4 separate regions of the Homo sapiens genome follow, and regions 1, 3 and 4 are each linked to region 2. The links are chromatin loops, found by intact Hi-C in ENCODE. Cell type or tissue: heart left ventricle. All regions are shown on one strand. Region 1 has its middle 27 kb from the start of LINC01180. Region 2 holds the start of LOC105371791 (a long non-coding RNA gene). Region 3 has its middle 14 kb from the start of LINC01180. Region 4 overlaps MEIOC (meiosis specific with coiled-coil domain).

Evidence for each region. A loop is a pair of places that touch in the nucleus more often than their neighbours do. Peaks named below come from ENCODE experiments on the same cell type or tissue, not always from the same donor. Only the 100,000 strongest peaks of a DNase experiment are listed, where the experiment ranks them.
Region 1: it touches region 2 in a loop (4-fold over the local background); 98 of 110 quality-filtered maps call a loop at or near these places.
Region 3: a loop joins it to region 2, with 13 times the contacts of the local background. A loop is called at or near these places in 98 of 110 quality-filtered maps.
Region 4: a loop joins it to region 2, with 14 times the contacts of the local background. A loop is called at or near these places in 25 of 110 quality-filtered maps.

Annotation. Positions count from the first base shown.
Region 1 is chr17:44,619,141-44,627,140 of GRCh38, reverse strand. No RefSeq gene overlaps it. Among named protein-coding and RNA genes, the nearest start is that of LINC01180, 27 kb to the left of the region's middle. In heart left ventricle, no CTCF peak of the experiment used is centred here; no DNase peak of the experiment used is centred here.
Region 2 is chr17:44,529,808-44,537,807 of GRCh38, reverse strand. It overlaps LOC105371791 (a long non-coding RNA gene), which reads right to left and starts at 1,568. Exons shown (of 3, transcript XR_934779.2): 1 at 1,416-1,568; 2 at 944-1,053. RefSeq lists enhancers at 3,386-3,889, 3,890-4,394. In heart left ventricle, a CTCF peak has its summit at 4,113 (motif pointing left); DNase peaks (open chromatin) are centred at 1,436 and 4,087; H3K4me3 peaks cover 274 bases; H3K27ac peaks cover 1,111 bases.
Region 3 is chr17:44,632,391-44,640,390 of GRCh38, reverse strand. No RefSeq gene overlaps it. Among named protein-coding and RNA genes, the nearest start is that of LINC01180, 14 kb to the left of the region's middle. In heart left ventricle, a CTCF peak has its summit at 3,612; no DNase peak of the experiment used is centred here.
Region 4 is chr17:44,669,335-44,677,334 of GRCh38, reverse strand. MEIOC (meiosis specific with coiled-coil domain) reads right to left here. Exons shown (of 8, transcript NM_001145080.3): 6 at 7,818-7,952; 7 at 3,789-3,969; 8 at 1,534-3,359. The coding sequence ends at 3,139. Among named protein-coding and RNA genes, the nearest start is that of CCDC43, 16 kb to the left of the region's middle. In heart left ventricle, a CTCF peak has its summit at 4,627; no DNase peak of the experiment used is centred here.

The DNA of each region.
Region 1 (8,000 bases), 89 kb before region 2:
CTGCCGTCAACCACACCTGTCCAACCCTCTGACACCCTCTGTCCCTAGCATCGTGTTCTCACTTGCCAGAGCACGTCACATTCTTTTTAGTTATTTGTTGCCTTTCTTCAGTGTGACCTCCTTAAGGAAAGTCTGTGTTTGGTGTGTCTTTTATCTCTGTATATCAGAACCTAGCAAGATGCCTGGCGCATATGGGTGCCCAAGATCATAGGCTCAGGAGCCAGGCTACCAGGGCTTGAATTCTGCCTCAGCCATGGCTAGCTGTTGACCTTGAGCAAGTTCATTCACCTCTCTGTATTATGTGTAAATGAGGATAGTAATTAATTGTACCTACCATGTAACTAGTTTGAGGATTAAATTAAATAAAGTGTTTAAAACAATGTTCACCACATAGTAAACACTTAGTAAAGTCTTGCTGGGCTTATTCATTCATGTGTTGGCTCAGTGGATGTGTCTTTAGTACTTACCATGAGTTAGGCACTTGCTAAGCTCAAAAGAGGCACAAATGCAGTCCCTGCCACATGCAACTTCCTATCATTGAATGAATACATGGATAAGTATTTGGTGTGGTACTTGTAGGTTTGTTATATGTTTTGTTAAACAAACTCATATAAATGTTTGAGAATGTGTCCAGCTCAAATATTGAATAATTATGTATCTATTTGGATGGCATAAAACAAGCAATGAAGTGGGGGTAATCCCCTATAAACCTGACAGATGAGCCGGACGTGGTGGCTCATGCCTGTAATCCCAGCACTTTGGGAGGCCAAGACGGGCAGATCATGAGGTCAAGAGATTAAGACCATCCTGACCAACATGGTGAAACTTTGTCTCTACTAAAAATACAAAAATGATCTGGGTATGGTGGCGTGCACCTATAGTCCAAGCTACTCTGGAGGCTGAGGCAGGAGAATCGTTTGAACCTGGGAGGCGGAGGTTGCAGTGAGCCAAGATCGTGCTACTGCACTCCAGCCTGGAGACAGAGCAAGACTCCGTCTCAAAAACAAAACAAAACAAAAAAAACAACCTGACAGATGTAATGGCGATTGGAGCCTGTGGAAAAGCTTGTCCGGGGCAGAGGGTCTTGGAAACCTCCTGCCCAATCTTCATTGTTAATGAGAATGTCAAAAAAAAAGGTTTTTTTTACAAAGCAAAATAATTACTCTCATAGAAATATACAATAATCGTGTCAAAATTTTTATTTAACTCATTAATTAGTGAAGGAACCAGTAAGATGTTACAGTCAGTTCAAAGGACGATCCAAAGAGCAGAGACGTATTTAGGCCATCCAGAATGATGAAATAGGCTGGGCGTTGTGGCTCACACCTGTAATCCCAGCACTTTGGGAGGCTGAGGCAGGTGGATCACTTGAGGCTAGGAGTTCAAGACCAGCCTGGCCAACATGGCAAAACACTGTCTCTACTAAAAATACAAAAATTAGCCAGGCATGGGGGTGCATGCCTGTAATCCCAACTACTAGGGAGTCAGAGGGATAAGAATCACTTGAGCCTGGGAGGCGGAGGTTGCAGTGAGCCACGTTCGCACCATTGCACTCCAGCCTGGGTGAACGGAGTGAGACTCTGTCTCAAAAAAAAGAAAAAAAAAAAAAAAAAGAATGATGAAGTAGCAACCTGGGCAACATAGTGAGACCCTGTCTCTTCCAAAAATTTAAAAAATTAGTCAGGCATGGTGATGTGCACCTGTAGTCCCAGCTACTCAGGAGATTGAGGCTGCAGTGAGCTAAGATCATGCCTCTGCACTCCAGCCTGGGTGACAGAGCAAGACCCCGTCTTAGAACAAAACAAACCAAACAAAAAGAGTGATTAAGTAGGCACGGCACAGTGGCTCACATCTGTAATGCCAGCACTTTGACAGACCAAGGTAGGAGGATCACTTGAGCCCAGGAGTTCAAGACCAGCCTGGGCAACATGATGAGATCCAAAAAATAATCTACAAAAAATTTTATCTACAAAAAATAATTTTAAAAAATTAAGGATGGTGATGCACACCTGTAGTCCCAGCTACTCAGAAGGCTGAGGCAAGAGGATCACTTGAGCACGGGAAGCTGAAGATGCAGTGAGCCATGATCACACCACTGTACTCCAGCCTGGGCAACAGAGCTGTCTCAGAAAAAAAAAAAAAGATGAAGTAAATCTGCTTAATAGATGCTAAATTGGTCAATAACCACTGAGCAATAATCAATTGCATATGCACCAGGCAATTTGCATTTCTATGGACAAGAATTATTTCCATTGATTGGGTGGTAAAATAGCTCGATGACCATAAAACTAGAAAATAACACACAAGGACAGACAATAATCTTTTTGACCATATTGGAGTCTTTCACAACTCTCCTTGAAAAGAAGTTCTGTACTCAGGTATTTCAAGATGACAAGTGCCACTCACCTCTTTCAAAGAGCTTTAGTGTCAGTAGGGAGCCCAGGGCCAACCAAAGAGAGCTGGGAATCTGCCCACAGTCTCAGGCAGGAATAGCCTTTGTCACCTATTCTTCTCCACCCCAGCACTCTGGCTCCTGTCTCCCTCTCTTCCTCTTTCCCATTCCACCACCATGTCCTGTCAAACTGTGCAGGCAATATATTCACCCCTCTACATGGTAGTCACCATTTATTTTATTTTATTTTATTTTATTTTATTTATTTTTGAGACAGAGTTTGGCTCTGTTGCCCAGGCCAGAGTGCAGTGACAGGAGCTTGGCTCACTGCAACCTCTGCCTCCCGGGTTCAAGTGATTCTCCTGCCTCAGCCTCCCGAGTAACTGGGATTACAGATGCACACCACCACACCCAGCTAATTTTTTGTATTTTTAGTAGAGTTGGGGTTTTGCCATGTTGGCCAGGCTGGTCTTAAACTCCTGACCTCAAGTGATCCGCACTCCTCAGCCTCCCAAAGTGCTGGGATTACAGGCGTGAGCCACCGTGACAGGCCTAGCCACCATTTATTGAATATCTGCACATTCTATGTGCCAGACACTTAACATTCATAATATCATTTAATGTTCTTTGTTGTTGTTGTTTTAATTGAGACGAGATCTCACTCCATCACCCAGGCTGGATACAGTGGCGTGATCATAGCTCACTGCAGCCTTGAACTCCTGAGCTCAAGAGATCCTTGTGCCTCAGCCTCCCAAGTAGCTGGGACTACAGGCGTGTACCACCAAACCCGGCTAATTTTTAAAATTTTTTTGTAGAGTTGGGGTCTTGTTATGTTGCCCAGGCTAGTCTCAAACCCCTGGGCTCAAGCAATCCTCCTGCCTTGGCCTCCCAAAGTGCTGGGATTACAGGCACGAGCCACCACACCCAGCCTCATTTAACATCCAAAACTACAAAATGAGGGCTCTCTTTACCTCAAATTACAACATATTTAAATAACTGATGTTCATGAAAGCTGCTGTAAGGGCATCAAACTAGCCAGAGTGGAGCAAAAGTAGTCAGACTCTTAACCACAATACCAGAAATAGCAAGTGGGGTTATTTCTCATGCCAACTGTAATTAATTGGGTGACTACCTGGAGTACTGTGGTGAGATGGATTCTGAAGCATCCTTTTGGCTTAGTGGGAGATAGTGCTGGGATCCACTAGTGATGTCTGCCATGGTCACAGAATCAAAGAATGGAAGGGTAGGCACGCGGGCCAGATTTTTGTCAGGCTTGCTTTGTGTATTGTCTCCTGCATCATCTTCTGAACACCTTACTGATGTTGCTGATGGCAGCTACTCCCTTTAAGGGCTGAATCCTCAGCGTCTGGATCATAATGCTAGTTTTCTAGGTCTTTGCTACTCAAAGTGTGATTCCAACTGCGTTCTGGCCCCTCCTCTACCCTTCCAACAGTGCCATCACCTGGGAGCTTGTTAGAAAAGCAGGATCTTGGGGCTGACCTCATACCTTCTGAATCAGAAGTTGCATTTTAACAAGATTCCCAGGGAATTTGCACATTCAAGTGTGAGGAGCACTGATCTTTTATTTCATTTTTTTTCAGATGGAGTTTTGCTCTGTCACCCAGGCTGGAGTGCAGTGGTGCAACCTCGGCTGACTGCCAACTCCGCCTCCCAGGTTCAAGTGATTCCCCTGCCTCAGGAGAGTAGCTGGGATTACAGGTGTAAGCCACCTCACCTGGCTAATTTTTGTATTTTTAGTAGAGATGGGGTTTTACCATGTTGGCCAGGCTGGTCTTGAACTCCTGACCTCAAGTGATCTGCCCCCCTCGGCCTCCCAAAGTGCTGGGATTACAGGCGTGAGCCACCACGCCCAGCCAGGAGCACTGATCTTGAGGACTGCTTTTTTCAACTGCACCTGCCCCCACCTCAGCAGCCAGAATTATTTTCTTCCAGCAGGGTACTGGCTCAGTCCCAGTCTAAGTATTCCCAGCAGACCCTAACACTTAACCCAATGTTTACAGGCTATTTCGGACTTTGAGACATCCTCCCCAACATTAGAAAAACCCTGCAGAATTCTCTGGCTTTTCCCACTATGGGTGTGAGGGCCTGTGGGCCTGCTGGGCCCACCTCTACAACATGGAATCCTTCCCTGTTTTCGGAGACTCTGCAGAATCTCCCTGGGGCCTCAAGAATGCAGCCCAAACTTTACACTCTAGCCTTTGGGACCCTTGCCCCTTCTCATAGCAGCCCGGGGAATTGGGGTGGAGTTGGACAGAGCAAAGACATGGAGGAGAAATAGTTGCTGAATCTGGGAGCAATAGCTGTTCATTCAATCATTAGTTCAACCAGTGTTTGTTGAAAATTATTGTGTGCCAAGCACTAGTGATATGGCAATGAGTAGAGCATGGTCTCTGCTCTTGAGGAAAGTGGAGCTATTAATATATACAGATCGCCGGGCATGGTGGTTTACGCCTGTAATCCTAGCACTTTGGGAGGCCCAGGCAGGCGGATTATCTGAGGTCAAGGGGTCGAGATCAGCCTCACCCACATGGCGAAACCCTGTCTCTACTAAAAATACAAAAATTAGCCAGGTGTGATGTCACATGCCTGTAATCCCAGCTACTCGGGAGGCTGAGGCAGGAGAATTGCTCGAACCCAGGAGGCGGAGGTTGCCGTGAACAGAGATCACACCACTGCACTCTAGCCTGGCAACAGAGTGAGACTCTGTCTAAAATAATAATAATAATAATATATACAGATCATTGCAATATCATGTGATACAAAAGGCAGACACTAGGGTTGTCAGGAAAAAGAGGGGGCAAGGGCATTCCATGCAGAGAGAACAGTATGGGCAAAGCTGCAGAAGAATGGAAGAATGTGGCATGATCAGGGAGCGGTGAGTACGCATGGGACAGAGGATGAGTATGGGGAAGAGTGTGGCAGGGCTGGTTAGATGGAGGATTTGGGCTGACCCCTGCAGAATTTGGATCTCACTTTGGCTTCCTTGGATTTATAGAATGTGTGTGAGCCATCCAGCCTGCTCTTAGCACCAGAACTTACTTCTATACTGACTCGAGCCAGTCAGAACCAGGAGGCATTTATGCACACACGTGCATGCACACCCCAGAGAACACATCAAAGTCAGACTCCCCAGTCAGTGACTGACTGGGTTTCATCCCTACCGACACCCCCTGTTCACACTAGTGGGAGCAGGAATGGTCAGTTAATTAACTTCCCAGGAAAAACTCTAGGGCAGGACTTTGGGTCTCCTTGACCTGAAAAACGGATAGAAATGGAGAGAGGGCTGGCTACACAGATGTACCAGATCTGCCTGTGTGAATACCTGTGTGTGTGCATGTGGATGGATATGGGTGAGGCTATACCCGCACACCTCCAGGGAAGGGTGTGAAATGGTTGCCTCTAAATCACAGGAGATATAATCCTAATTCCTTGTCAGAGAAAGAAGGATAGACTGTTCCATCGACATCCCTCTGGAGTTCATCCCTCCGGGAAACTTCTTTTGGGGGTCAAAAAGTGAGGAGGGTTTAATGTATAACTTCAAATTCTTTGACACTCCTCCTATTCAGAGGTAAGGTCTGTGTCTCCTTGCCTTGAATCTGGACTACTTTGACCAACTGAATATGGTGGCAGTGACTCTATGTGACATCCAAGTCTAGGTTATAAAAGCCTTTGCAGGGCCAGGTGCAGTGGCTCGTGCCTGTGATCCTACCATTTTGGGAGGTCGAGGCGGGAGGATTGCTTGAATCCAGGAGTTCAAGACTAGCTGGGGCAAAATAGCAAGACCCTGTCTCTATCAAAATTGTTTTAATCAGCTGGGTGTGGTGACGCATGCCTGTAGTCCCAGCTACTCAGGAGGCTAAGTTGGGAGGCTCGCTTGAGCCCAGAGTCTGAAGCTGCAGTGAGCTTTGATTTCACCACTGCTCTCTAGCCTGGAAGACAGAGCAAGACCCTGTCTCTAAAGAAAAAAAAATTTGAGACCAGCTTAGGCAACATAGGGAGACCCTGTTTCTATAAAAATTAAAAAATTAGCTGGACGTGGTGGTGCCCACCTATAATCCCAGCTACTCAGGAGGTGAAGGGGGAAAATTGCTTGAGCCTGGGAGGTTGAGGCTACAGGGAGAAAAAAAAAAAAAAAAGCTCATGCAGCCTCAACCTTGGTCCTTGTAACGCTCAAACCCGTGCCCTTTGAGCTGCCTGAGCTGTCATGTAAGAAGTCAGACTATTCTGAGTTCACTATGCTAAAGAGGTCATATGGAGGTGTTCTGTTTAATAGTTCTAGTTGAGTTAATAGTTCTAACTTTTTTTTTTTTTGAGACAGAGTTTCACTCTTGTTGCCCAGGCTGGAGTGTAATGGCACGATCTCGGCTCACTGCAACCTCTGCCTCCTGGGTCCAAGCGATTCTCCTGACTCAGCCCCCGAAGTAGCTGGGATTACAGGCGCGTGCCACCATGCCTGGCTAATTTTGTATTTTTAGTAGAGATGGGGTTTCTCCATGTTGGTCAGGCTGGTCTTGAACTCCCGCCCTCAGGTGATCCACCCACCTCGGCCTCCCAAAGTGCTGGGATTACAGGCATGAGCCACCACGCCCGGCCAATAGTTCTAACTTTAGCCATGCTCACCAATACAATAGACATGTAGGTGAAACTGTTTTGAATTCTCCTGACCAGCCCATCTGCCAGCTGAATATCATCAAATGTCCTTATCAACACCTTGTGGAGTGTGGAGCGGAAGAATCTCCCCAGCCAAGCCCTGCCCAAATTCCTGACACATAAAATCGTGAGATATAATAAAACAATTGTTGTTTTAAGCTACTAAATTTTGGGGTACTTTGTTATGCAGGAATAGATAACTGAAACAAATGGTAATAATAATTATTAAGCTATCGCTGAGCGCAGTGGCTCACACCCATAATCCTAGCACCGTGGGATGCTGAGGTGGGAGGACTGCTTGAGGCCAGGAGTTTGAGAGCAGCCTGGGCAACATAGCAAGACCTCGTCTCTACTCAAAATAAAAAAAAAAATTGGCTGGGCGCGGTGGCTCATGCCTGTAATCCCAGCATCTTGGGTGGCTGGGGCGGGTGGACCAAGAGGTCAGGAGTTCCAGACCAGCCTGGCCAACATGGCGAAACTCCGTCTCTACTAAAAATACAAAAATTAGCCGGGTGTGGTGGTGGGCGCCTGCAATCCCAGCTACTCAGGAAGCTAAGGCAGGAGAATCGCTTGAACCTAGGAGGCGGAGGTTGCAATGAGCCGAGGTCACGCCATTGCACTCCAGACTGGGTGACAGAGCAAGACTCCATCTCTAAATAAATAAATAAATAAAATTAGCCAGGCGTGGTGGTGCACACCTGTAGTCCCAGCTCCTCAGGACATTGAGGTAGGAGGATTGCTTGAGCCAGGAAGGGTTGAGGCTACAGTGAGCCATGATCAGGCCACTGCACTCCAGCCTGGTGACACAGCAAGACACTGTCCAAAAAAAAAAAAATTAAGTTTATATATGTGGCACTGTTCTAAGTGTTTGACATGTATTAACTCATTTGTTCCTCAGAAGATGAAGTAGAGCTTGCTGGGCACAGTGGCTCATGTG
Region 2 (8,000 bases):
CAAGAAGCCTGTAAGACCAAGAACCCATGGGAAGGAACCAACTCCAGACACACTTTTAACAACCTGTGATGGGCTCTCAAAACTCACATCTTAGGCTGGCGTGGTGGCTCACGCCTGTAATCCCAGCACTTTGGGAGGCCGAGGCGGGTGGATCACGAGGTCAGGAGATCGAGACCATCCTGGCTAACATGGTGAAACCCCGACTCTACTAAAAATACAAAGAAATTAGCCGGGCATGGTGTTGGGCACCTGTAGTCCCAGCTACTCAGGAGGCTGAGGCAGGAGAATGGTATGAACCCGGGAGGCAGAGCTTGCAGTGAGCTGAGATCGCGCCACTGCACTCGAGGCTGGGCGACAGAGCGAGACTCCGTCTCAAAAAAAAAAAAAAAAACCTCACATCTTTGGAACCTGGCCTGACATCTCAGAACCAGGGAGAAAACTGCAGATTGACTCTCAAAGAAGGGGTTCATTGGAGGCCTCAGGTGTTTCTGGAGAAGTAATCACTCATGATTATTTCCTAGGGAATTTGCCTCCCTTTCCCTTCAGAAGTCCCCAGCCATTGTTTGGGAAGAAAAAGTGCCATTTGTTTTTCATTTTTTTGAATTTTTAATTTTTAAAATATTTATATTTCATTTAAAAAAATAGAGACGAGGTCTCACTATGTTGCCCAGACTGGCCTCGAACTCCTGAGCTCAAGCAATCCGCCTGCCTTGGCCTCCCAAAGTGCTAGGATTACAGGCGTGAACCACTGCACCCAGCCTAAAAGTGCCCTATAAATGAAAGAAGGGATGTAAGTTCCCAGCTGGAGGTGAGGGGGTGGAAGAGGTAACTAGGAAAGTGGGAACTGAGGTCCTAGCCGGTGGGAGAGAGGCGCCATCTCGGGCTTCCTCCTCCAAATCTATCCCTGAGGCTTTCAGTACAAGCCTGGATTCCAGTTCCTCACCAGCGCCGGGCGAGGCTGGGCTTCTGGACCCCTGGGACGCTGCCTCATTCAGCTTGCTGAGAAGCTCCGGGTCTCTGGACCTGTGAAGACCTCGTGGCCACCCAGCTGCCCTGGGAGGAAGGAATTGAATGGGGGTCAAGTGTTGGGAGGTCTGGACAGGAAGCAGTTGTGAGCCAAAGGCAGGAAATGCTCCTTAGGAGCTGTCCTCCCACAGCTAACCTCCTCTGAGAAGATTGTTCACCACCCTCCCCTCCAGAGCAAGGAAATGAGGACAGAGGGAGAATGAGCCAGGGGCCCTGCCACTCACTGCCACCTCCCATTCCTGCTCACCAATTTCTGTAGTCTGTCCAGGTCCAGACCCTCCCTAGCCTAAGGTGTCTGGAGCTCCATCTGGCTGACAGCCCCTCTGTCTGGCCCCACAGTCAAGGCCCTCACAGTTTGTGGTCAGCAGGCCTTGTCTCCCTCCACTCACCCAGGAGCACTGGGCACCCAGCCCCACTGCTGGCTGGCCTTGCCTCCCTGGCCTTTGCTGTTTTGGCCTTCGTGTTTCCCTCTGCTCTTCTCCCCAGGGCAGAGTCCCACAAATCTTTAGAAATACAGCTGGAACCTGGAATCCGCTGAGACAGCTTCCCTGAAACTCTCTCCCTCAGGAGTTCCCGCCTCTGAGGTTCCTACACCAAGTTGTTCTCACTTCTTAAAACACAGACCACATGTTCCCCTGCTTTAGAATATTCAAATGATCCTGTCTGTCTTCCACTGAGCTGAGAGTTCCCAGAGCAGCTCTGCCCCACAGAAATAAGATGGAAGTCACAGATGCCATTTAAAATGTTCTATCCAGCCTGGGCAACATAGTGAGATCTCACCTGTTAAAAACAAACAAAAACCTACATAAAAGTTAGCTGGGTACAGTGATGCATACCTGTAGTCCTAGTCCCAATGACTGAGGAGTCTGAGGCAGGAGGATAGATTGAGCCCAGGAGTTTGAGGCTACTGTGAGCTATGGGAAAATTAATTTTTTGAGACAGGGTCTCACTTTGTCACCCAAGCTGGAGTGGAGTGGTGTGAACACAGTTCACTGCAGCCTCAACCTCCTGGACTCAGGCGATCCTCCCCCGCCCTCAGTCCCCACAAGTAGCTGGGATTGCAGGTGTGTGCCACCATGCCCAGCTAATTTTTGTATTTTTTGTAGACACAGGGTTTCACCATGTTGCACCGGCTGGTCTCGAACTCCTGAGTTTAAGCGATCCGCCCGCTTGGCCTCCCGAAGTGTTGGGATTACAGGCATGAGCCATCGTGTCTGGCTAAAATTAATTTTAATAATATATCTTATTTAACCCAATAGATCCAAAATACTATCATTTCCACGTGTAATCAATATAAAAGTTGTTAATGCTATATTTTACATTTTTTTCAAAAAGTCCTTAGAATTCAGTGTGTATTTTGCACTTTCAGCACATCTCAACTTGGATTAGTCCTGTGCTCTACAGTCATGTGGCTGGTGGGTAGTATATTAGCACAGTTCTAGAGAACAGGGATGGAGCCCTGTGTCTATACTTACATTAAGTCCAGATAATGTCTTGTTTAAAAAGCCCAGTTGTTTGGCCAGGCATGGTGACTCACACCTGTAATCCCAGCACTTTGGTAAAAGGTGAAAGATTTATACGATCTGAAGAGAAACCAGACTATACTCCCAGCACTTTGGAAGGCCGAGGTGGGTGGATCAGCTGAGGTCAGAAGTTCGAGACCAGCCTGGCCAACATGGCAAAACCCCGTCTCTACTAAAAATACAAAAATTAGCTGGGGGTGGCTGGGCGCAGTGGCTTACGCCTGTAATCCCAGCACTTTGGGAGGCTGAGGCGGGCAGATCACCTGAGGTCAGGAGTTCGAGACCAGCCTGGCCAACACGGTGAAACCCTGTCTCTACTAAAAATACAAAAAAATTGCCAGGCATGTGGTGGGCACCTGCAGTCCCAGCTACTCAGGAGCCTGAGGCAGGAGAATCGCTGGAACCCGGGAGGCAGAGGTTGCAGTGCGCTGAGACTGCACCATTGCACTCCAGCCTAGGCAACAGAGTGAGGCTCTGTCTCAAAAAAAAAAAAAGCCCGATTGTTGGAATCAGACTGCTTGGGTTTGAACACTGGCTCAATCACTAGCTGTGTGACCTTAGACATGTCCCATAACCACTCTGTGCCTTAACTGTCTCCTCTGTAAAACAGGCCTAACAACTCTCATAGAATTGCTGTGAGGATTAGGTAAAGAACTTAGATCAATGCCTGGCATACAGTAGGTGCTCACTAAAGGTTGGCTGTCTTCATCTTTGCAGGATGCTAACCTTGGCCCAAAACAATCATTTATTTATTTATTTATTTATGACAGGGTCTCTCATTCTATCACCCAGGCTGAAGTGCAGTGGGACGATCTCAGCTCACGGCAACCTCCACCTCCTGGGCTCAAGAGGTCCTCCCACCTCAGCCTCCTTAATAGCTGAGACTATAGGCACATGCCACCATGCCTGGCTAATTTTTAAGTTGTCTGTAGAAAAGAGGGTCTCACCACATTGCCCAGGCTGGCCTGAAACTCTTGGGCTTAAGCCATCCTCCTGCCTCCCAAAGTGCTGGGATTACAGGCCTGAGCCACCATGCCAGGCCTCTTGCCCCAAACAATCGTTTGCTGGAAGATTAAATGAGAAAAATAGTGCTTTGCCCTCCAGCCGATTGAGGCAGAAGTGAGAGCTGGGTGGGGCCAGTGAGTTTTGTCTGGAGAAGTTGGAATAGGATGGAAGAGGCGCAGGCTGTGGGTGGCGGGAGGCTCTCTGTAGGGCGAGATGGAGGTTTACAGCTGGGCTGCCACGGAATTTGGAAACTAACATCAGCATAAGGCCTGGATGATTCATTGCTGCAGCGAAGCTTCTGGGGTTCAAAGAAGGAAGGTCTAGAGGGCTGGAGCCTGCAGAAAACGCTTCAAGGAGCAGCGTGAGGTTTGAAAAGCCAGCGAGCAGCGGGTGATGTGGAGCTCCAAGCTCATTGCTTGGAGAAAAGGGCTGGTTGGGACAAAGGGTCTGATTGGAGTCAGGCCCGCTGCCTCTGGCGGGTGGCCTCCCTCGCTAGCGGTAGGCCTCGCGGGAGAGGGGAGCATCTGAGGATTGCATTTTAGGGCCACAGCGCCCTCTGCTGGACATGGGGACCTGGGGCAGCAGCACGAGTGGGAGCAGGTGACAAAATGTGCGGGAAAAGGTCTGTGCCAGATAGGGTCCTTCCCATTCCCAAGCACCCCTAGGAGGATCACACGATTGGAATCCCTTAACAAGTATAGGAAGTTTATAGAAAATGAGCAAGTCTTGAAGTGTAGCCACCTATTGGTTCATCTTTATTTGCTCACAGTTGGTGTAGATGAACGTGTACTACATTGAGTTTATTTCATCTCGTAATCCTTTGGAGTTATAGGACTGTGGGTTAGAGGCAAATAATAATAACAGCTAATGCTTGTATAGCCCTATGATGTGCCAGGTGCAATTTTATATTATTTTACAGATGAGGAAACTGAGGCACAGAGAAATTTAAATCACCAGCATAACATGACATAGCTGACATAGAAGAGCCAGTATGACTGCAGAGTGTGTACACAAAACCACCACTTCCTACTATTTCTCTGAAATAATCAAGGCCATTTTCCCCTTTACATGAGGTATGGTAAGTCCTGGGTGCTCCATGAATCTAGACCTTCCTAGTTCTGTTCCTGATTCTCAGACCGCTGCTAATTTTTTTTTTTTTTTTTGAGACAGGGTCTTGCTTGATTGCCCAGGCTGAAGTGAAGTGGCATTATCTTGGCTCACTGCACCCTTGACCTCCCTGGCTCAAGCAATCCTCCTGCCTTAGCCACTCGAGTAGCTACAGGCGTGTGCCACCATGCCTGGCTAATTTGTGTATTTTTTTAGGGACAGGGTTTTGCCATGCTGTTCAGGCAGGTCTCGAACTCCTGAGCTCAAGCAATCTGCCTGCCTCAGCCTCCCAAAGTGCTGAGATTACAGGCATGAGCCACAGCTCCTGGCTTAAAGAATTTTTTTTTTTTTTAAGTCAGGGCTGGCTGGGCGCAGTGGCTCACGCCTGTAATTCCAACACTTTGGGAGGCCAAGGCGGGCAGATCACTTGAGGTCAGGAGTTCGAAACCAGCCTGGCCAACATGGTGAAACCCCGTCTCTACTAAAAATACAAAAAAATTCGCTGGGCGTGGTGGCATGTGCTTGTAATCCCAGCTACTCAGGAAGCCAAGGAAGGAGAACTGCTGGAACCTGGAAGGCTGAGGTTGCAGTGAGCCAAGATCGCACCACTGCACTCCAGCCTGGGTGACAGAGCAAGCCTCCATCTCAAAAAAAAAGTCAGGGTTGACATTTATTGGTTTGTCATGCATGTCGGGGAGAAAAAGCCATCTCTTTTCTTCACCCATCACAAGGTTCATAGCTGACACCACTATAATAAAAGACAGATTAACAAAATAAAAGCATAACAAATTTACTTAACCAAAGTCTTATGTGATATAGGAGGCTTCAGAAATGAAGACCAAAGACCTAGGGAAAATAGTATATTTTTATGCTGAGTCTGAAGAAAGAAATGGATAGCTGTGGAAAAACATGATTAGAGGAAAAGGGGTATGATCTGATGGAAATAAACTGGGAGAGAACTCAGGAAGACCTATCTTTTCAGGTTCTTTTTTTTTTTTTTCCCGAGACGGAGTCTTGCTCTGTCACCCAGGCTGGAGTGCAGTGGCGTGATCTCGGCTCACTGCAACCTCCACCTCCCGGGTTGAAGCAATTCTCTTGCCTCAGCCTCCTGAGTAGCTGGGATTACAAGCACCCGCCACCACACCCAGCTAATTTCTGTATTTTAAGTAGAGACGGGGTTTTACCATGATGCCCAGGCTGGTCTTCAACTCCTGACCTCATGATCTGCCCACCTCAGCCTCCCAAAGTGCTGGGATTACAGGCATGAGCCACCGTGCCCAGCTTTTCAGGTTCTTTTTGTGTGCGTGTGCCTCTATATGACTTTCCTTCAACCTCCTCCCCCACCATTCCCCAGGTATGGTGCAGAACATCTGTCGCATGTGGGTCTTATGACCTAATTTCAGAGGAGATAGGTCAGAGAATTATTTTATAGATAGTGCTCACACAGAAAGGCCAGAGAAGGTCAGTGTGACCTCTGGAGGCTGAGGTGGGAGGATCGCTTGGACCTAGAAGAGTGATCGCCAAGGTACCATGTTTTGGGGTACTGTGTCCTGCACCCTGTCAGGAACTAGATATGTGGCATGCACTGTGCCGAGCACACTGTTGGATTGTCTCACTTAAGCCCAAGAATGGCCCTGTGAGACGACTATTATTATTTTCCTTCTTTGACTAATGGAGAAGTGTCCAGGCATGGCTTAGCTGGGTTCTCCACCCAAGGACTTGTGAGGCTGCATTCAAGGTGTTGGCTAGACCATGGTCTCATCTGGAGCTTTGACTGGAAAATGTGCTTCCAAATTCATTCAAGTTGTTGGCAGAATTCATTTCCTCATGGGTACAGGACCAAGGGTTCCAGCTTCTTGCTGGGTGTTAACTGAAAGTGAATCCTTTCCACGTGGGCTTTCCCAAGGTATCAGTCGGGGTCCTTCAGAGAAACAGTAGGATGCAAACATACAAACACAGCAAGACATTTATTCCAAGGAACTGGCTTATGCAACTGTAGGGGCCCGCAAGTCTGAAATCCACAGGAGACTGGCAGACTGGAAACTCTCAGGCAGGAGCTGATGCTGGAGTCTTGTGGCAGAACTTCCTCTTCCCTTTCTTAGGGAAGCTTTAGTTTTGTTCTTTAGTCCTTTCAACTGATTGGATGAGGCCCATCCCCGTAGTCGAGAATAATCTTTTTTTTTTTTTTTTTTTGAGACAGAGTCTCGTTCTGTTACCCAGGCTGGAATGCATTGGTGTGATCACGGCTCACTGCAGCCTTGACCTCCTGGGCTTAATTGATCCTCCTGCCTCAGCCTCCTGAGTAGCTGGGACTACAGGTGCACACCACCACATTTAGCTAACTTTTGTATTTTTTGCAGAGATGAGGTTTTGCCGTGTTGCCCAGGCTGGTCTTGAACTCCTGCGCTCAAGGCATCCTCCCACCTCGGCTCCCAGCTGAGATTACAAGTGTGAGCCACTGCACCCAGCCTGTTGAAAATAATCTTTATTTATGGTCAACTGATTGTGGCTATTAACCACATCTATAAAATACCATCACAGCAACACCTAGATTAGTGTTTGATAGAATAATTGGGACCTACAGCCTAGCCAGGTTGATGCATGAAACTAACCATCACACCCAACCTGGCTGCTCGCTTCACTAAGCCAGCAAGGAGAGTCTCTAGAGTGAGTTGGCCAGCAAGGAGTCTTATAAAATGTAATGAAATCGAGTGACATCTCATCCCTTTTGCCATATTCTATTGGTTAGAAGCAAGTCATGGAGCCAGGCACAGTGGCGGCATGTGCCTATAATCCCAGTTACTTGGGAGGCGGAGACAGGAGGACCGCTTGAACTCAGGAGTTCAGGAGTTCAAGACTAGCCTGGGCAAAATAGTGAGACCCCCCATCTCTTTTTAACAAAAAAAAAAAAAAAAAAGCAGCAAGTCATGGGTCCCACCCACAATCAAGGGAGGGGATTTCATGATGGTGGTGAATGCCAGAAGGTAGAAACATCTGTCCACCACAGAAGCTAAGGTTCAGGGAGCTTAGGAAGAGGCCTAGGGTCACGGTGGTGGTAAAACCGGTGGCCTGTTAATGGCCCTGCTGGAAGAGGCCCCTGTCCTGTTCCCTGCTGGTTGCACTTCCTTATGCTGACTCAGGTGTGTGCTGAGGTTCCTGGCTCTCTCCCACACTCCTTAGACAACTCAGCCTTTCCTAGGTTCCACTGTCACAGATAGGTGAGGTTTAAAGTTCGCTTACTTCCTTTACTTACCTTCCTCTTGGATCCTAGAACACTAACTTCATTACATCATTTATGTTGTACATTCTTTTTTTAACCTCACTGGACACCATTACTAC
Region 3 (8,000 bases), 100 kb before region 2:
CACCTGCCACCATGCCTGGCTAATTTTCTTTGTATTTTTAGTAGAGATGGGGTTTCGCCATGTTGGCCAGGCTGGTTTCAAACTCCTAACCTCAGGTGATCCACCTGCCTCGGCTTCCCAAAGTGCTGGGATTATAGGCATCAGCCACTGTGCCCAGCCAGAAAAATTCAAGTTATTGGAAACATAGAATTACAAAATTTTAGATCTGGATGGGCCCTTGAGAATCATTTGTCCCAACTCTCAAATGTACAGATGAGAATCCTGAGGCTCAGAGAAGTCCAAATCACACAGCTAGTGGTGCCACGGATGGTTCTAGAATTCATGTTTCCTGCAAGGGTTGCCTCCTGGAGAAAGGGATGCTAATAAAGTCATGATTACTTTGTGCTTAATTCTCAGTCTGTAGTAAGGCTTCATAATCTTCTCATAATCTACTCATGTAATCACCATTATAATCATTTATAATTGAGATAATTTCCTAGTACTCAAAACAATGTTGCCATCTTTTGAAAATAATCCGTAAAATAAGGGGCAGAGGGGGATATAGTAAAATTGTTTTTTTTAAAGAGATAAAATGTAAGTTTTTGATACCAACATTTTAAAGCTTATATAGGCAGAGTGAGGTAGCTCATGCCTATAATCACAACACTTTGGGAGGCTGAGGTAAGAGGATCACTTGAGCCCAGGAGTTCAAGACCAGCCTGGGCAACATAGTGAGACCCTATCTCTACAAAAATTTAGCTGGGCATGGTGGCGTGTGTCTGTATTCCCAGATATTCTGGAGGCTGAGGTGGGAGGATTGCTTGAGCTTGCCTGGAGGTTGAGGCTGCAGTGCACCTCTATCACAACATTGCACTCCATCCTGGGTGACACAGTGAGACCCTGTCTCTTAAAAAAAAAAAGCAGCAAATATCTTATTTGTAATAATTTTCTTTTTTTATGCAGGTATTTTGGCATCATATATGTCAGACTCCCTAACTAAGTTAGGCATTTGCCCATAAATTTAGGAACAATTGTCCCGAGTTTCCTCCAATTTCTTTGGTAGGAAGGAGAATGTAAAATATATTAATGCTTTTTCTCACTCTCCTTTGCTCTTTCTCTTTTTTTATATAATAATTTTTCTTGGAGGTGGGAGGTTTTGAGACAGGGTCTCAATCTGTCACCCAGGCTGGAGTACAGGCACATTCTCAGCTCACTGCAGCCTCAACCTCTGGGGCCCAAGCCATCCTCCCACCTAAACCTCTCAAGTAACTGGGGCCACAGGTGTGTGCCACCACACCCAACTAATTTTTGTATATTTTGGAGAGACAGGGTCTTGCCATGTTGCCCAGACTGGTCTCAAACTCCTGGGCTCAAGCACTCCTCTTGCCTTGGCTTCTCAAAGTGCTGGGGTTACAGGTGTGAGCCATCATGCCCAGCCTCTCTCTTTATATATATAACTAGGGTTTTATACCTAGCACATTCGAAGACTTGAGGACAATAAAAGTGGCTCTTCAACATACAAATGCTGGGGACCTTTGAAATAAGACATAAGTTTGTGACTATACCCATAAAAATTTTGGAAATCAAACACATTTTAAAAATTGTGTTCTGTGCCAATCACCTTGTTTTGATCTGCCGCAATCATATTTTTTTTTGTCATTAACAACATGGCTAGCTTCAACCATCAGTTGAATAATTTTATCTAAATTAGTGGATCTCCCACTTCAGCCTACATCAGAATTACCTAGAGCAGGGGTCCCCAACCCCTGGGCCATGGACCAGTCTGGTGGAGGTCCATGGCCTGTTAGGAACTGGGCTGCCCAGCAGGAGGTGAGCAGCAGGCAAGCCAGTATTACTGTCTGAGCTCTGCCTCCTGTCAGATCAGTGGTGGCATTGGAATCTCATAGGAGTGCGAATCCTATTGTGAACTGTGCACGCGAGGGATCTAGGTTGGCACTCCTTGTGAGATCTAATGCCTGATGATCTGGAGTGAACAGTATCATCCCGAAACCATCCCCTGCTCACTGTCTGTGGAAAAACTGTCTTCCAGGAAACTGGTCCCTGGTGCCAAAAAGGTTGGGGACCATTACCCTAGAGCATTTGTTAGAAAACAGATTGGCCCAAATCCCAGAGTCTCAAATTCAATAGATCTCGGGTGGGGCCCCAGAATTTGTGTTTCTGAGGTGATATTGATGTTCCTGGCTAGGGGACTTTGAGAAGTTCTGTTTTAGCCAGGTGCCGTGGCTCATGCCTATAATCCCAGCACTTTGAGAGGCTTCTTGAATGGACTGCTTGAGTCCAGGAGTTCGAGACCAGCCTGGGCAACATAGCCAAACCTTATCTCTACAAAAGACACAACAATTAGCTGGGTGTGGTGGCCCGCGCCTGCAGTCCCAGCTACTGGGAGGCTGAGGCGGGAGCATTGCTTGAGCCCAGGATGTCGAGGCTGCAGTAAGCTGAGATGGTGCTACTGCACTTCAGCCTGGGGGACAAAGTGAGACCCTGTCTCAAAACAAATAAATAAATAAAAATAATGATCTCTTGAACTGAAAATCAAAGTAAGTTATTTGGTATTATGTAGAGTAGGCCAAGACACCAGTATCAAAATGTTTCACTTTTACATAGTGAGACCCCTTCTCTATCAAAATAAAAAGGTGAACTTTTTTTTTATAGGGATGAGGTCTCACCACTCTGTCACACAGGCTGCAGTGCAGTGTCACGATCATAGCTCATTGTAGCCTCGAATTCCTGGGCTCAAGCGATCCTCTCACCTCAGCCTCCTGTAGTTTCTACTTTTTAATGAGTTGTGTTAATATTTTATTGACATACCTATTTATTTTTGTCAATCGAGTGAATTCCACCAATTATGGAGCTGTTTTGGTGTTGTACAGATAAAACCTCCAAATAAACAGGTAGCTGGATGGGACTGGTCCATCCAGTCCCATCCAGCTATAGTTAGATGCAGTTTTGTCTGGTTATTTGTGTGGTTGTTGCACTGTTCTAATTTAAAAGAAAGGAGGACTCCCATCTGATTAGCCTGGTGGAAAGCTATATTCTGTATTGGTTAGAGCTCCTAAATGATCTCCAAAGGGAGTTAAGGGGATTGTGGTGATGTGGTTTGCAGGTCAGCCCACTAGCTATTAAGATCAAACCACGCCTGGAGAGTTTGACTGTTTCTGTTTACTCAGTACTCCCAGGCTCACACTCCTCCTGCCATCTTGGTTATTATTTTTGTTGTTTGAGCTTTCAATTTGGCTTTAGGAAAATGTCAAACATTTGGTGGGGGAGTTGCATGGGTCATGACTTTGACCAGTGCACTATTAGAAAACATTTTCAGGAATTTCTCATGCTGGGAGCAGTACTGAAAAACTAAAATTATATATATATAAATAAAATTATGAACGTATAAAAACTGTATATATATAGTTTTTTAACTTTAATTTCCACTTCTTTCTTAAGTATGGTTTTTACATTTTACAAAGAAAGCACTGCTGGTTGTAGAAAGGTTAAGTAATACACAATGGGTTAAAGAAAAAGAAAAAAATCTCCTAGAGATTGCACCATACTGTTAAAGAAAAGCCTTCAGTCACACACACACAGAGAAACACTGGGCACAATTTTAACTACCACATGGTAGTGGTAAATATCTCCATGAGATGGTGCTCAAAGATTAGTTTTAGTTTCCATCCTGACTATTGTGAAATTACAATCAAAATTTATGTAGGTGAGTTCATGCCCTTTAATGTTCATACACATCTTTGTGTGTGTTTTATTGTATTTAGGGTGATTATAAAATTTCGCCCCTTTGGGGCTTTTGGTCATTACATTGTTTCTTTGGAAAATGTTATAAAAGAGATGAGGAGGACATTGTAATGTGTACCCAATTTTCACCAGACAGTATTTTATGGAAATCTTTCCAAGTTAGAATATACATATATATGATATTTATAATCCTTTTAAAGTCTTTCCTTATTTGAATATTCTGTAATTTATCATTAATCTTCAGATTTAATTGATTTGATTGTAAAATTAATACATGCTTGCTGTAAAACATTTTAAGACAGTACACAAATGTACAAAGTAAAATTTAAGTTTCTTCCCCCATCTTCCCCACCCCCTTCCAGAAGTATTCAGTTAATAGTTTGGAATTATTCCTCCAGACCTTTTTTACCTTTGATACAAACAAAAGTAATATATAGTTGGATATTTATTTATTTATTTAATTTTTATTTTTATTTTTGAGACACAGTTTCGTTCTGTCACCAGGCTGGAGTGCAGTGGCACGATCTCGGCTCACTTCTGCCTCCTGGGTTCAAGCAATTCTCATGCCTCAGCCTCCTGAGTAGCTGGGATTACAGGCATGCACCACCACACGCTGCTAATTTTTGTATTTTTAGTAGAGATGGGGTTTCACCATGTTGGCCAGGATGGTCTCGATCTCCTGACCTCATGATCCGCCCCCCTCAGCCTCCCAAACTGCTGGGATTACAAGCATGAGCCACCATGCCTGGCGGATTTTTAAATTTTAATTTTTTTAAAACAAAAACAGAGTCATAGTATAATGTACTATGATTCTGCAACCTTTTTAACTAACAATAAATATATCATGGTACAAATATCGAGGTATATGGTTTTTTAAATTAATTATTTACCTTTTCTTCTTCTTTTTTTTTTTTTTGAGATTCTGTCACCCAGGATGGAGTACAGTGGCGCACTCATGGCTCACTGCAGCTTCCTTTAGCCTCAAGCTCCTGGGTTCAAGTGATTGTCCCACCTCCGTCTCCCAAATCACTGCGACTATGGGCATGCACCATCACACTTGGCTAATTTTTAAATTTTTCATAGAAATGAGGCCTCACTATGTTGCCCAGGCTGGTCTTGAATTCCTGGGCTCAAGTTAGCCTCCTGCCTCTGCCTCCCAAAGTACTGGGATTACAGGCATGAGCCACCGTGCTGGGCCAGGTGTTTTTTTTAAAATGACTACATCATATCACAGAATATGGAGCAATCCTCTATTGAGGGACACAGGGTTTTTTCCTTAGCTTTCACTTATTATTTTTGTTTACTTGTCTTATTAACTCTGAATGATAAAGTTATAATAGAGTTATAATAGTTGTAATAGTGGGATTTCTGGGTTGAAGGGTAAACTCATTTAAAATGTTGATACATGAGGCTGGGTGTGGTGGCTCATGTCTGTAATCCCAGCACTTTGGGAGGCCAAGGCGGGCAGATCACCTGAGGTCAAGAGTTCGAGACCAACCTGGCCAACATGGTGAAACCCCGTCACTACTAAAAATTCAAAAATTAGCTGGACATGGTGGCAAGCACCTGTAGTCCCAGCTACTCGGGAGGCTGAGGTGGGTGAATTGCTGGAACCCAGGAGGCAGAGGTTGCAGTGAGCCAAGATCGCGCCACTGCACTCCAGCCTGGGCGACAAAGCTAGACTCAGTCTCAAAAAACAAACAAAAAAATGTTGATTCATGAGACAAAATTGCCCTCTAGGAAAGTTATACAATTTTATACCTTCACTAGAAGGTCAGAGAGGGTTGTTTCTTTATCAATCTGTTAAGCAATAGAAACATAGGCCAGGTGTGGTGGCTGACTCCTGTGATCCCAGCACTTTGGGAGGCTGAGGCAGGCAGATCATCTGGAGTCAGGAGTTCAAGACCAGCCTGGCCAATGTGGCGAAACCCTGCTTTACTAAAAATACAGAAATTAGCTGGGTGTGGTGGCATATGCCTGTAATTCCAGCTACTCAGGAGGCTGAGGCAGGAGAATTGTTTGAACCCAGGAGGCAGAGGCTGCAGTGAGCTGAGATGGCGCCATTGCACTCCGACTGGGTGATGGAGTGAGACTCTGCCTCAAAAAAAAAGCAATAGAAACAATATCATTGTTAGTTTTATTTGTATCGTTTTTCTGGATTACTAATGAGGTTAAACATATTTTCATATGTCTATTGACCACTCAGAATTCCTTTCTAAATTATCCATTCTTATTTTCTTTTCATTTTCTTTCTTTTTGCTTTTTTTCTTTTTTGAGACAGTCTTCCTCTGTCGCCCAGGCTGGAGTACAGTGGCAATGGCGCGATCTCAGCTCACTGCAGCCTCCACCTCCCAGACTCAAGCCATCCTCCCACTTCAACCTCCTGAGTAGCTAGGAGCACAAGCACATGCTACCACACCTGGCTAGTTTTTGTATTTTTTTGTAGAGACAGGGTCTCACCACGTTGCCCAGGCTTGTCTCAAACTCCTGGGCTCAAGCAATCCAATCGACCGAGCCTCCCAAAGTGCAGGGATTACCATGCCTGGCCTCCCTGCTGATTTTAACGGTCTTCGTTAGCATATACTAAATCCCCATATAAAAAAAAAATAAAAAGAAACAAACAAAAAAATCCCCATATATATTTAAATCTGCCTCTGGACTCCATTCTTTCCTTTCCTATTTCTGTACCAATCTCATATTGCTTTAATTTGCATAGGTTAAAAAAATTTCTAATATCTGGTAGGGGTACTCCTTTAAAAATTGTTTGTTTGTTTGAGACAGGCTCTCACTCTGTCACCCAAGCTGGAGTGCAGTGGCGTGATTTCGGCTCACCGCAACCTCCATCTCCCAGGTTCAAGCGATTCTTCTGCCTCAGCCTCCCGAGTAACGGGGATTACAGACGCACGTCACCACGCCCAGCTAACTTTTCTATTTTTTGGTAGAGACAGTGTTTCGCCATGTTGGCCAGGCTGGTCTCGAACTCCTGACCTCAAGTGATCTGCCCACTTTGGCCTCCCAAAGGGCTGGGATTACAGGCGTAAGCCACTGTGCCAAGCCAAATAGCTTTTTTAAAATTTTATTTTTACTTCTTTTTTTTTGAGACCAAGTCTCTTTCTGTCGCCTAGGCAGGAGTGTAGTGGCGCCATCTCAGCTCACTGCAACCTGTGCCTCCTGGGTTCAAGCTATTCTCCTGTCTCAGCCTTCAAAGTAGCTGGGACTACAGGCATGCGCCACCACACCCAACTAATTTCTATATTTTTAGTAGAGACAGGGTTTCGCCATGTTGGCCAGGCTGGTCTCAAATTCTTGGCCTCATGTGATCCGCCCACCTCAGCCTCCCAAAGTGATGGGATTACAGGTGTGAGCCACCACACCTGGCCTATTTCTAAATTTCTATGAATTTTTAAATTGAGGTGAAATTGTAGCATAAAGTTAACCATTTTAAAGTGAACAATTCAGTGATATTTAGCACATTCACAATGTCATGTAACCATCACCTCCATCTAGTTCCAAAACATTTCATCGCCCCAAAACAAAACTCTATATTCATTAGGCAGTTTTTCCCATTTCACCCTCTCCACACATTTTTAACACATAAAAAATAAACTTGTTATAAAATCCCAAGCTTCAGGTTTACCAGGTATTAAGGAAGCTTAAAAATCAAGTCCCAGTTCAGAATCATACAGGTTTTCCAGATTTAGATCGTCCTCCGGCAGGGTGTCTGCATCCTCCAAGCATGATTCTACATCCCCAGTAGCCCAAGACTCAATTTGGATTCTGAAAATTTGCTGCTAAATTGCTTTGTGATTCTTCTCAAGTGTCTATGACTTCTGTTGTCTCTTGAACAACCTTGTTTTTGTTGTTGTTAATGTTTTTTGTTTGTTTTTGAGACAGGGTATCTCTCTGTCACCCAGGCTGGAGTGCAATGGTGCAATCGAGGCTCACTGCAGCCTCCACCTCCCGGGCTCAATCAATCCTCCTGCCTTAACCTCCCAAGCAGCTGGGACTACAGGTGCATGCCACCATGCCTAGCTAATTTTTTATTTTTATTTTTAGTAGAGATGAGGTCTCACTATGTTGCCCAGGCTGGTCTCAAACTCCTGGACTCAAGCAATCCTTCTGCCTCAGCCTCCCAAAGTGCTGGGATTACAGGTGTGAGACACTGTGTCTAGCCTTGAACAATCTTGCAAACCCTCTACTTTTTTTTCTTTTCCCCTGCCCACCCATCCATAGCATCTGGCACTGGCTTTGTACCATCA
Region 4 (8,000 bases), 140 kb before region 2:
TAGCCCTATAACTTATATTCCACTAGTGGAAGCTCTTCCTGGAATCCATAAATCCTCTTTCTCAATTTTCCTTTTTGTGAAGTAGGAATTAGATCAGAAAGATTAGCATGTTTTTTGGAACATCAGGAAATTGGCTTAGAGGTCCTTACTATTACAGTCTTAGTCCTTTATGTGGTGGTAGCGATAGGGTATGATAGAGCCTATTTTAATTTAGTAATCCTTATTTTGGGATTTTGGGTTGTTCTCACCTTGATTTTTGTCACTGAAGGAGTCAGGTTATATCCACGGTCCCCTGAAGGGTACTTGTTTCAATTTGTTAGTAGTCAGTTCTTTCTTCTGGGACTCTGCTATGTATGTCACAGTTAAGTATACTCTCAAACTAATGCTTAAACAGAAAATAGAGGATCAGCTCATTAGGCTTTGAGTTTAGTTATCCACTTGACTCAGGTGCTAATAAATCCTTTACGTCTAAAATGTTCAGTATTGCAAAGGGCATATTTTTTTTGTTTGTTTTTTGAAACGGATCACTCTGTCACCCAGGCTGGAGTGCAGTGGCGCCATGTTGGCTCACTGCAACCTCCACCTTGCGGGTTCAAGTGATTCTCCTGCCTCCCCCTCCCAAGTAGCTGAGACTACAGGCGAGTGCCACCACACCCAGCTAATTTTTTGTATTTTTAGTAGAGATGGGGTTTCACCGTGTTAGCCAGGATGGTCTCGATCTCCTGACCTCGTGATCCACCCGCCTCAGCCTCCCAAAGTGCTGGGATTACAGGCGTGATCCACCGGCACCCAGCTGCAAAGGGCAAATTTTAAACAACCATATCTTCTATGGTAAGATTGAGTTTTAGGCCAGATTTTGGATTTCAGTCATAAATTCTCAACCCTCTAAAACTTTATAGTAGCAGATTATTCAAGTGAGAAGGACACTGATAACAACTCAAGGTAATTTTGCTTTTTCCATTAAAAAGAATGAGTACACCAAGTTCTTTCAGATTAGAAATGGCGGGAGCATCAGTTTTATCAGTTTCACTGCAAATTTTGTAAAAGTTTTATAATGTTTTCATAGGTTGTAATTCAGAAGTACAATGTTTTATAGGTTGTAATTCAGAAATACAAGTACATAAGAACCATCTGTTAGAGGATATGCCACTGAAAGGGACAACCGACTAATTTAAAAATTATCTATTGGGTGATATGATTAACAATATTTCAAAGAATTTTTTTAAGTGTTTGGTTCTTATTAACGGACTGGTATTTCATTTCTGACCAGTATCATGTAAAAGCTTCCCTAAAATTTTTATTCTGGTTTACACGGATTAGCATAAAGATAGAGCAAAAATTTCATCTTTGAAGGAGATCTGGTTAGATCCATGGATATCTGAATGGCATTGATTTATAAACCAACATTATTACTTGTGCGTTAATAATGAAATCTAAAACTTAGTATAAGTTCTTAAATGAAATTCATTTGACTTTCTGATATGAGTGACTCTTAAGGTTAGAAACATATGAATTTAGAAAAATGAAACCAAATGTTTTCAACAAAGTAATTTATTTTTTTCCTGAGACTAAATTCAGTACAGTATTTGTTTTTATAACATCCAACATGTCTTATGTTAAACTTAACCACTTTCTATGCAGTGACTGTGGTGAGATGATCTATTTTATTTGACTACCCTCAATGTAATTCATTTGGGTAGTTCTAAGGCATATCAGTGATCAAAATGTTTCTCCCTACAGTTACTCTTGCATTCTCAATCAGTTTCTTCTGCACATCATCTAAAGAAAATTTATGTGGTATGATTACACTCTTTTTTTTTTTAATACCAGAATTTCTAAAACTAAGAAAAACACTAACATTTAAAACATCAGTGTTTCTAGTCAAGGATATTTCAATTAAATTTCATCAGTACATTATAGTTTAACTCATGCTAGAAATGTTAAAACCCAAGATCTTCTGAGTCACATAATACCAACATTTCATATTAACGAATAAATTACTCAAGTTCTATACAAAGATACTAAGTGATGAGAAACAGAAAAAGTTAAGCTTTCAATAGTTTTAAAAAAATACAGAAGCAAACTAATGAACACAACTACGCAAAATATAGGCTAACCAATTGCAAGCTAAACTAGTTAGAGATTAACCTTTAAAAAATACATTTTAGAACTTAGAAGCAAACTAATGAACACAACTACACAAAATATACACTAACCAATTGCAAGCTAAACTAGTTAGAGATTAACCTTTAAAAAAATACATTTTAGAACTTCGTGACACCCTCATAAAAGGCAGCAAACTAAGGGTATTAAAACAGTAGTCATTATTTCAGTTACTGTGCATCAAGTCTAAAAGATCCAGATAAAGGGAATGTTTTGTGATTCAATTTAAATAACTTTAAAATTGGAAACATTTAACAATTGATAATATAATTAAAATTTAAAGAATATACACAAATGATCTGAATAGGTTTTATATTCAGTAACTTGCATGGTTTTTACACTGACACTTTTATCATTAATTTAGGAGAATCAGATGCATTTCCCTCCATATACCTAGGCATTAAGATTCCAAATTTATAAATATGGTAGTATAGTATTTTAAATATTAAGTTTGTACATGAATATTGGGTTTATCCGTATTTTCCTTTGTTTCCCAGGTATTATCCAGTTTTGTAAGGAAAACACTTTGATATCACAATCAAAACTTGTCTTGGTTACTAGGCTGTAGCCGTAATTGGGTTACAGTCACTTAGATTCATTATTTGGAATTATACTTAACTAAGACAAACCTAAATGAAATTTATCTCCTAGAAGAATTTCACATTTGCATTTACCTGCATGGCAGAATGAGTTTAAGCACATTTTAGCTGTTAGGAAATATTTAATTTACTTAAACTTGTTATCTGACTACTCAGAACTCTGAGTAGTCAACTGTACCTTTGCGTTTACTTAAAACTATATCGGATTCACTTCAAATAGAAGATTTTTAAATAGAAGTTAGACTTCATTAAGGTACTGGTATTAACTTTAAATCTGAAAGAAAACATACTGAAAGTTTGACAAGTTCATTAAAACATTTTTAGCATGTCTTGGTATATTTATCAGCTTTTTATTCTTCTTTCTGCTGGCATTTCCTTAATGTTTGTTTGTTTCACCTCTCTGGTTCATTGGATTGCTACTATTTATGCTTTCATGGACTTTATCTTCACAGTTTACTGTATCTTGTAAAGGCTTTACCACATCAGCTGTACTGGCTGTTTTTGGCAAGGTCATCTGCAGTGCACACCACAGGGCAGTGCGTGTTTTCCGAGTAGCCACACACATCTCTTTAATTGCAGAAGCAAGGGCAAAAACATCTGTAAAATAAACATTCAGGGTCATTTCATATTAAATGCCATTTAAATATCTGTTAAATCTTACAAAACCCAGTGCTTTTGCTACTAAATGATCAAATGTTATTTTTGTAAAAAAAGGATAGTTATTGATTGAACCAAAGTCCTGTCCTTTATCATTAAAATATTTAAAAGTATTGATACTTTATTTCTGACTTGTACAATAGTGACTATAGTTTGAGTAGAACACAGACTGTCTTGAAACAGTTATAACAGACAAAATTAATAAAATGGAAATACTTTTGGAGTAAATAATGTGGAGATTATTTACCAATTTATTCTGTAGGTAAGTGTTAATTTTAGAAATCTAATCTTTCAACCTCAGAATCTGATTTTATCAATACCTAAATTATCACACTGACTTATCACAAGAATATGCATTAATATTTGTACCTCTGTCATCTTGGCATCTAGGAACTCCTTGCCTTTGCCGATTGGAAGCATTAACAATTTCATCCTTTCTACGTGACTGTACAATGTGAATAGACTCCAAGTGTCTATCAAGAGCAGTAGAGATACTGGCATGAAGAAGAGAACTCCGAAGACGTTCCATTTTGCCTAGTAAAGTCACAACCTGAGGGAAGCATTTTAAATTTTGATAAGACATGTCCTGCCATTAACTTAAGTAAAAACAAATCTTCAGTGAAGCAGAATAGAGATGACAGCAATAATATTCATTCAATAAATCAAAGAATGCTTACTGTGTCCTGACACCATGCTGGGGGAAACAAAAATGGAAAGTGTTTTCTATCTACTTGTCTATGTTAATTCTAAAAATATGTGGTAGTTGATTACTGAAAATAAGCATCAATGAAAATGTTAAATATTCAAACATTACCATGTCATTAACTGCAAATACAAGATCTGATACTGTTTTTGACAAATAAGAGACCAGCCTGCAAACAGCATTGTTAGGAAGTATTGTAATCTAATGGAAAAAGTTTTGAGCTAAAAAGAGAAGTACTTGACTGATTAATCCTGACCTCAACAAGTCTTTAATTTTTCTGGGCCTCCAATGTTCCCTTTTTGGAAATCAGAAATATTCAGATAGTAATACTGACTAGTGATAGCTTTAAGGAATCCATAATACAGAAAATACTGATTTAAATTTACATTAAAACAATACAAAATGACTCCTGTAACTGTCAAAACTGCTAAAGAAAATTAGGATGCTTCTCAATCCTCTGGATGATGAAACTTAAAAAAGGGCACTGATATATTAGGTCAGTAGGGGGAGTATGTTTCATATGCCTAACTTGTTTCAAATTCTAAACTTGGAAAGTATATGGAAAGAGAACTTTTTGAATAATTGCAATTTGAAGATCAAGTAAATACAGTAATTGTCTTTGGGAATTAAATGATTTAACAATTGATAGCAGAACTTGGTGTTCACTGATTGGAGAATATAGGGGGAAAAAGCTTCTCAAGAAACCAATGGCACTGGAATTAATGTTTCTCTAACCTCAAACTCGTATTAAGTTTCTTCATAATAAGTCTATTCCGTATGTTAAATATTTTCCTCTCAACTGTGTATCAGCCAGATCCTTCAGGGGAAAACAAAACACACACAAAAAAACCTCCAGGGAACTACTAATTATTTTTAAATAAGACAATAATTTTGAGCAAATGATAAAGAGTAAAGAAATGTGCAAATTGGGGCTGGGCACTGTAGCTCACACCTGTAATCCCAGCACTTTGGGGAGGCCGAGGCGGGCGGATCATTTGAGATCAGGAGTTCGAGACCAGCCTGACCAACATGGTGAAACCCTGTCTCTACTAAAAATACAAAAAATTAGTCGGGTGTGGTGGTACACACCTGTAATCTCAGCTATTCAGGAGGCTGAGGCAGGAAAATCGCTTGAACCCGCGAGGCAGAGGTTGCAGTGAGCCAAGATCTTGTCAGAGTGAGACTCCATCTCAAAAAAAGAGAAAAGTCTGCACAGGTGATTTTTAAATAAAGTTTAAAAAATATTTTTTTTTCAAAATTCTACAAAGCTAGCAAACTAGAAAATAGTAATTTTTTTTTTTTCTTTTGAGACGGAGTCTTGCTCTGTCGCCCAGGCTGGAGTGCAGTGGCGCGATCTCGGCTCACTGCAAGCTCCGTCTGCCAGGTTCACACCATTCTCCTGCCTCAGCCTCCCGAGTAGCTGGGACTACAGGCGCCTGCCACCATGCTCGGCTAATTTTTTATATTTTTAGTAGAGACCGGGTTTCACCGTGTTAGCCAGGATGGTCTTGATCTCCTGACCTTGTGATCCGCCCACCTTGGCCTCCCAAAGTGCTGGGATTACAGGCATGAACCACCACGCCCGGCGAAAATGTAATTTTAAAATCCTCTGTTAATGAAATAATGTTGCTAAGTATAGATAAAATGAATTTTTTTTTTTTTTTTGAGACAGGGTCCCACTCTGTCCCAGGCTGGCATGCAGTGGTATCATCTCAGCTCACTGCAACCTCTGCCTCCCAGGCTCAAGTGATCCTCCCACCTAAGCCTTCCGAGTAGCTGGGACTATAGGCACATGCCACCATGCCCAGCTAATTTTTGTAAAGAAAATAAAATTATTATAACAGGCATAAACATATCCTTCTAAATTAATGTGAAGCATAAGCAAAGCTGGGAAAAGTATATCACTATCCACAGTATGTCATCCTTCATTTCCTAGAAATGTATTACTGAGATAAAGAAATTTTAATTTGGAAGTTTTTTTTTTTTTTAAATAATAAAAGATTGAAGTTTTTATTAACATCTGGCTGTACCTCATATGTTAGGCTCTGAATGTACCATGGATAAATTCCATTGTACAGATTTACAAATTTGACCCATGTTGATTTTTCTAATTCCTAAAATGGTTTTATTCAATAAAAGAGGTAATCCGTTTTGCTGCATTTTTTTTTCCCAGGAAGAATCTTTATCAAATTTTATTTGGAAAACTAAGTTTTTAAGAGAGGAAGGTCAAAAAAGGAAAAGTTTACCTACCCTAAGTTGCTTAGAAAATTCTGAAATTATAAAGAATAGGAATAATCATTAAATTACAAAATGACTTAACGAGGATTCTTTACAACATTTGACTTGAAGTCATATCCTACTTCGCCAAAACAAAAGTATTTTGTTGACTGGTGGTGGCTCACACCCAGCACTTTGGTAGGCTGAGGCAGGTGGATTGCTTGAGCTCAGGAGTTTGAGACCAACCTGTGCAACATGGCGAAACCCTGTCTCTATAAAAAATACAAAAATTAGATATGTGTGGTAGCGTGCATCTGTAGTCCCAGCTATTTGGGGGCTTAGGCAGGAGGATCTCTTGAACCCAGAAGGTCAAGGCTACAGTGAGCATAGATCATGCCACTGCACTCTAGCCTGGGTGACAAAGTGAGACCCGCCTCAAAAAAAAAAAAAAAAAAAAGGAAAGATAGTAATTCCCTATTAAGTTACCATCTTATGTAAGCACAGCTTGCTCATCAAGCTGGAAAACAAATGTGACAAAGAAATGAGACTTTCTCCATAAATAATACTCAAAATGATTTTTGCTTTTTAAAAAATTCTTTCAGTTGAGGATTAGCTCCACTGCCAATTTGAGCTTCAAGAGGAACCATTTAAATTACGAAAATTACTTTTAAAATGATTGAGTGGGACTATTTTCCCGTTCCTTTTTCTTTTTTTTTCTTTTTTTTTTTTTTTTGAGACAAGATCTTGCTCTGTTCCCCAGGTTGGAATGCAATGGTGTGGTTATGGCTCACTGTAGCCCTGACATCCCAGGCTCAAGCTATCTTCCCACCTCAGCCTCCTGAGTAGCATAAGCATGTGACACCATGTCCAGCTAATTTTTAATTTTTAGTAGAGACAGGATCTCCCTATGTTGCCCAGGATGGTCTCAAACTCCTGGGCTCAAGTGATTCTCCCACCTCCACTTCCCAAAGTGCTGGTATTACAGGTGTGAGCCACTGCACCCAGCCCCTTTCCTAAATATTATAGTTCTAGGACCAAACATGAAAAAAATATATTTCAGAGAGTTAGATGTAAATGTGATTTAAAAACCCTTCAAAGCTCTAAAACTTGATGAGAGTTTTATTTATTTATTTATTGAGATAGAGTCTCGCTCTGTCACTCAGGCTGGAGTGCAGTGGCGTGATCTTCACTCACTGCAACCTCTGCCTCCTGGGTTTAAATGATTCTCCTGCCTCAGCCTCCCAAGTAGCTGGGACTACAGGCGCATGCCACCACCCCCAGCTAATTTTTGTATTTTTAGTAGAGACGGGGTTTCACCATAATGGCCAGGCTGGTCTCGAACTCCTGACTTCAGGTGATCTGCCCGCCTCGGCCTCCCAAAGTGGTGGGATTACAGGAGTGAGCCACCACGCCTGGCCTGAAACTTAAAAAAAATTTAACAAAAAATCCATCCACTGTTATCTATTTTTACAGCTTACTCTGGCTAGTTCTCGAAGTTCATCCACAATTAAGCGATCAACTCTAGATGGGTTGGAAGTCAGCCTTGGAACTGGAGTGTTGTTAGTACTGGATACTTTTTTTCCAGGATAATTCTTGGCAAGGGCTAATTCAGTCTGTAAAAAATTACATACTTTTTAGATGTAGAATTTTCTAAATATGAT